2 separate regions of the Mus musculus genome follow, and region 1 is linked to region 2. Evidence: chromatin loops called from intact Hi-C (ENCODE). Cell type or tissue: left cerebral cortex. All regions are shown on one strand. Links, peaks and the distances in the headings refer to the core of each region. The heading gives the core; the rest is flanking DNA.

Region 1 (2,914 bases), core at 278-2,777, 370 kb before region 2:
ATCAAAAATGTCTATGTCAAAAAAGGAGGGGGGTACAATCCAGGACTGCATTCAGGTGTGCACACTAAGCCAAACACTACTGGCTGCGCATTGCACAACTCAAGGCCAGCCCAAGCAATACAGAGAAGCCCTGAACACCCACAGATCAGTCTGCGATCAGGCAAGGAAACATAGGCATGACTTGCTAGGAGGGGCCATCCCAGGAAGGTTCCTAGAGAAGATCATGCCCCCTTGTGACCACACTTGGGTGATAATGATAATAAAGCTGACCATAAGAGCAGAGGTGACTAGGGACAACTGCAGGTGAGAGTAAACTCTAGTTCGATGCTGAGAAATATGTTGGGCCCTTGTGTTTGAGCTGCAGCGGCAACTTTATGGCCCCTTTAAGAGCCACGTGCTACTTGCCCAAGATGATTGAGGACAATTCCCTGCAGGAGTGCACATCACCCTTTAGGGCAGGGGCTGCCATATGCAATATTGTGCAGTCCTCAAAAGTGGTTTTCAGTCTGTGGATGAAAGGATAGTGCGGCTTCCTTGATCAAGAACACTGGTTCCCACAGGTACAAGCAACTTCTGATTTCTGCCTCACACACAGGCCTGCTTTACGTACGTGCTCACCAGGTGAGCCTGTAGTAACTGATGCTCTATACGCAAGGGCTGTGCTGAGCGATCTCTATCCCTGCAGTCTGGCACCTAGGAAGAGAATGCATACTGAGTCCTTGAGGTTATAAGGTCACTGGCATTTTATTAAACGTAACATAAACCTTCAGGTGACTTCTGGAGCTCATCGTCTTTCTCTGATACATTGTGCCTTTCTCTAGAATAATTCCCAAGCATTGTTCATAGTGTGTGTGTGTGTGTGTGTGTGTGTGTGTGTGTGTGTGTATAGGAATCCAAGAAGGGCTTGTTTTTATGTGTATCCTAAGCATAGGAAGATGAGGAAGCAGTTTTAACTGCCCGGCTACTTTATTCATGTCTGCTTCTGGAACATGGCTGCACTGGAAGCTCAACCTTAGGTGGAAAACCCCAGCAGTGGTCAGGAGTTAGCTTCTAGGTCCCCTGCAGCAAGAAGTAAGAAATGCAAAAGCAGAACACACTGGTATTCAGATGTGCCACCTCACAGGAATTTGAGACCAGCAGAACACCTGTAAAAAGTTATTTAGAGGGTGTGTCCAACTCACAAGGTCTGTACCCCTCAGCTAAGGCATCGTCATGCACACTCCTGGTTGTCTTCTTTCTACCCGTGAACTCGGAAGTGCACTGAGAAAGACAGCTGTCTCTCTGTTCAGTCTCTCTCAAGGGCCCTCCTGAGTCTTCTCCTTTTTAACGATGGGAATAGAAATGATAGAAGCCTTACAAAACAGCGCTATCAGAGGCAGTGTGTGTTACGTGCAAAACTCAGTTTTATTGTTCCTCCCAAATAGTCCTCAGGGGTTGTACAATTTAGAAATGTAAACTTCAAGTGCACTGAAATAAAGAAAGTCTGACCTGTAAATGTTAAATAAACTGTTATAATAAATGTGTCTGTTGTGACCAAATAGTCCTTGTTTCGAAATAAATAAATTAAATAAATAAATAAATAAATAAATAAATGGTGCTCTTTGCAGCCCCCTTGTGGCTTGAAGGGGAAAGACAAGGAGAATCCAGAGTAGCTCCTATTCTCAAGGCCAATAAAACTTTTAGAGTAGAATGACAAATAGCTTTAAATGTGAAATGGATATATTCTAAGGGAAGAAAATTACGGATTTAAATTATTTTATATACAATTATTTACATAATCTAGACCTGTGGAAGCCTGCATTTGTTGTGGCTTTTTGTTCTCTCCCTCTCCTCTCATTTCCCATTCTTGGCAAACTCAGCAAGGTGTTACAGGAGGGGCTCTCTTCCCAAATTACTCCTTCTCTAATCCTTACTCACCGTGAGCTCCCCTGAAAGGATGAAATCTGCCTACCTGTCAAAGTGTCCGTACTGGAAGAACAGACTGTTCGGACGCTCGGTTTCTATCCTTATTTTCACCAGAACAACAGCAACAGCATAGTACATTGGTCCCTTCATACAGACAACCTTTTACCATACCACTTTTAAAAAGACATTTTCATGATGAATTTTTCTGTCTTCTCAAAAAAAGAAAAAAAGAAAGAAAGAAAAAAGGAAGAAAGAAAGAAAGAAAGAAAGGAAGAAAGAAAGAAAGGGAAAAAGAAACTCCTTGAGGAAGAGGAGAGGTACGTGTTAGAAAGACACCTGTGCATAAAATCTTTTCCATTTTATGTCACCAGAAATCAATAGATTAAAAAGAATAGGAGCACCTCTTTTCCCAAATTTATCACTTGCAAATGTCAGGAGAGGCCGCTCTCAAAGTCCAGACAAGGCAAATGGAATGGCCTGCTTCCCCAATTGCCCTGTCTCCGGAGAGATCCAGGCTGCTGTGCTTTTCATACCAGCTCAGCCAACAAACCTCTAAATCAAGCTGTCTCTACTTGGGAATCTTTTTCCAACAAGGACAAAAACTCTGTTTTCAAAATATCGCCAGACAGAATTCCAAGGACCATATGTCACCCGTTCACCTGGCAGAAATCAAAAGCACGCCCTCCTCGTCAACAGTGCAGAGAATCAACAAGTTACCACTTAAGCCAAACGCTCCATCCTGCAATCTGCTACAGTCTCCCTGAGCCCACCATCATCCACCCCAATTGGGCTCCTGCGATGCTTCCCAGCTTTTGGCTACCGCGTGACCTTCTGTTCCAGACCCGCCCTCCAGATGCAGGCTCCCCAACCTGCGCTTCTCCCAGCGCTCCCAGACAGCTGTCAAAGTCTGGGGCTTGCGGGCTTCAGGTTCCCCTGATAACGCCAGCGTTCAGGAGAATCTTAGAGGATTAGAGAGGTCAAGATCAACTATAAAGACCAGAGAGGAGCT
Region 2 (2,914 bases), core at 231-2,730:
GAGGTAGCACCCTGGTCCTTTCTTGCAAGCTCTTGACCCACCAGGAGGGCCCCGCAGGGTCTGCACACACTCAGGATGGAGGCGTAAACCCTGAGCAGCTGCCTGCACTGTGCTGCCAGGTGACAAGTGTCTATCCCTATTCTCCGTAGGAAGGTACCAGGTGATTGAGGGCATCATCTCACCCGTCAATGACAGCTATGGGAAGAAAGACCTGGTGGCTTCCCATCACCGAGTGGCCATGGCCCGGCTGGCCCTGCAGACATCTGACTGGATTCGGGTGGACCCCTGGGAGAGTGAGCAGGCGCAGTGGATGGAAACGGTGAAGGTGCTGAGGTAACAGAGTCGTGTGTTCACCTGCAGCATGAAAGAATGCGACAGTGCTGAGGTGGCCCCAGCCAAGGCCAAAGAAACGCCTCTGCTGACAGGGGAGGAGACTGGCAGAATCTTTTCAGATGGATCCCTGGGCAAAACTAAGGGAGAATCGTCTGCTATTTGGGAGAGTCTTGTGTTCCTTGGACTACAGCACCAGGCCCTTTGTCACCCATTTAGCAGCTCTGTGACTTTGAACAGGTGACTTAACCTCTCTGAGACCTCCGTCACTTGCAAAATGAGCACAATATAATCAAATGAATATTATATATATATATATATATATATATATATATATATATATATATATATATATATACCTTTCCTGGTAGAAGACTAACAAGTCACCTTCTGTAACTGTCGCCTTAAATTTCCTGACATTGACAAGTTTGAAAACTGAGCCTATATATAATATGCTGTCTCTTCAGCTTGTTTGCTAGATATAGACGTTAATGTAAAATGAGAGGGGCTATTTTAAGAGCAGAAATCATTACTCCAGGTTATCTTTTGTCTTTTGAATCCTTAATAGCATTGAGCATAGTCCGCACAGCTGTTTGAAAGCCCTGGTCCAGCCCTGTACATTACGACAGTTGTCCTGGCTGTCAGAGGAGAGTAAGGCTAGTCTGCTTTGTCACTGGTGCCAGGCTGCTCTGTGGGAAGGCACTGTAGTGCTGTGACCTATGCAGTCATACAGGTCCTGCACCTTCTGTTACGGGAGGGACCACAGTGAACGTTTAGCCATTCCAGAGCCACCTGCGGCCAAACTGATAGGAGTGTTTAGTGGCTGTGTAGATACGCGCTCTCTTCTTTTTAATCACTCATTGGCATAAGCCAGCTCTCCCACTCTGAAAACATGCTCCTAGAGCGTCTTTTAAAACAAGCCTTTTCCACCACGTGCTCCTTTAGGCTAATCGGGAGGAGCAGAAACAAGGCAGCAGATTATCCAGCAAACCATTTAGCTTTAATAAGGACTCAGGAACTCTCAGGCTTTCTCCCCATCCCTGTGAGAGCCACCGTTGCCAGGAACGTGCTTTGAAGCCAGATTTAGCTGAAAGACTTTATGTAAGTCGTGAGTCAGCCTCCCAGAGCCTCAACTCCTCACCCAGTAAAGTAATAAGACCAGCATCTCCCTAGCAGGACAGGGTGTGGTTTTGATAAGATGGTTGCAGACAAACTAGCTGGTGGATAGTGGATGCTAATGTCACCTGCCATCCCCACATCTGTAATGCTGGCTGTGGTCTGTCCTCAAAACCAGAATGCCATTTGTGGACACATAGGCGATGGTACAGTAATTTCATGGTACTTCTGTTGTAAAATGCAGATGTGAGCAGAGATACTAGGAAACACACCCTTCCTCCTTTCCCCTGTGCCCTTTAGTCAAATGCTTCTGGACAATGGACACACAGCAGGCTTCCTAGGTTCACAGCCCAGGTCCTTCCTCAAAGGCCGTGATCACATTGGTTTGAGTGAGGAGGGGAGAGATCCATTATTTCTGTTGCTCCTGGTGACTCTAACATGCATCTAGGCTTGAGCCCCACAGCTTCAGACACTGAACGAGAGAATCGGGATTTAACGTCACTTAAAGAGCAGTTGACACTGGTCACAATCTTGGCTGCCAAAATCACTTAGTTTCTTTAAGACTCTCTCCAAGCCCAGGGCCTTCAGATTTGCTGGCATAGACCCTAACCACAGGCATCTATTTAAAGGTCCCAGATGATTTGTGTTGTCCTGGTGTGGTTGAAACTTATCAACAGAGTCAATAGTTTCTTCTAATGGATAGCTGCCACCCCCAGAGGTTGAAAATCAGGCTAAAACTGTAAGTCAAGTGGTTTTAGAATCATGGTGGAATTGTCCCCTGCAGCATCTGCATTTAATGTCCTCTTAATGGTGGTCACAGTGGATCCTACAACAAATATGACAAAGGTCACCATGATGCCAGTTCCCCGAGGGACTCATGGGAGACTGTTCATCCCGATGTGCAGTTTACTTTTCTGGTGATGCCGTAATGTCTAGGCCACCTTTGACGGGAGAGTCTGAGGTAACAGCCTGCCACTTCTTCCTTACAGTGGGAAGTAACCCAAAGAAACGATTTGACAAGAGTGTGTGGTTGTTCACACTTTGAAAGCTTTCAGCCCAGATCTAGCAGAGCTATTTCTGGCCCATTGTGAGGCAGGACATCAAAACATAAGGGTGTGGTAGAGCCAACTTAAACATTTCATGGTGGCCAGGAAGCAGAGAGGAGCCCAGAATAAGGCCCAGGCCCCCAAAGACTTATTATCCCCAATGACCTATTTTCCCCAACTAGGCCTTGACTCTCAAACTTTCAGTCACCTCCTGAAAAAAAAAACAAGCTATCAAGTTCAAATCTACCAGTAGTCATCACTGCTTAGATGAGAGCCCATCTTTCAATGACTGGATCTACAGCTAAGGCCTGAGCCTTCAACATATGGACCCTAGAGATTACTCTTAGTCACCAACCATAACAATAACTTAGCTTTTGTTCATATTGTGGGGAAGGCCTTAGTCAAAATGCCACTTCATGTGG

Evidence for each region. Hi-C counts contacts between places; a loop is a spot of excess contacts. Peaks named below come from ENCODE experiments on the same cell type or tissue, not always from the same donor. Only the 100,000 strongest peaks of a DNase experiment are listed, where the experiment ranks them.
Region 1: a loop joins it to region 2, with 2.7 times the contacts of the local background. A loop is called at or near these places in 4 of 42 quality-filtered maps.

The regions. Positions count from the first base shown.
Region 1 is chr9:98,029,318-98,032,231 of GRCm38, forward strand. All of the region lies in intron 1 of Clstn2 (calsyntenin 2), which reads right to left. Among named protein-coding and RNA genes, the nearest start is that of Clstn2, 2.4 kb to the right of the region's middle. In left cerebral cortex, for the core only: a CTCF peak has its summit at 1,612 (motif pointing left); DNase peaks (open chromatin) are centred at 1,586, 2,461 and 2,700; H3K4me3 peaks cover 1,561 bases; H3K27ac peaks cover 953 bases.
Region 2 is chr9:98,399,307-98,402,220 of GRCm38, forward strand. Nmnat3 (nicotinamide nucleotide adenylyltransferase 3) reads left to right here. Exons shown (of 5, transcript NM_144533.3): 3 at 150-333. Among named protein-coding and RNA genes, the nearest start is that of Rbp1, 22 kb to the right of the region's middle. In left cerebral cortex, for the core only: no CTCF peak of the experiment used is centred there; DNase peaks (open chromatin) are centred at 1,396 and 2,460; H3K27ac peaks cover 1,285 bases.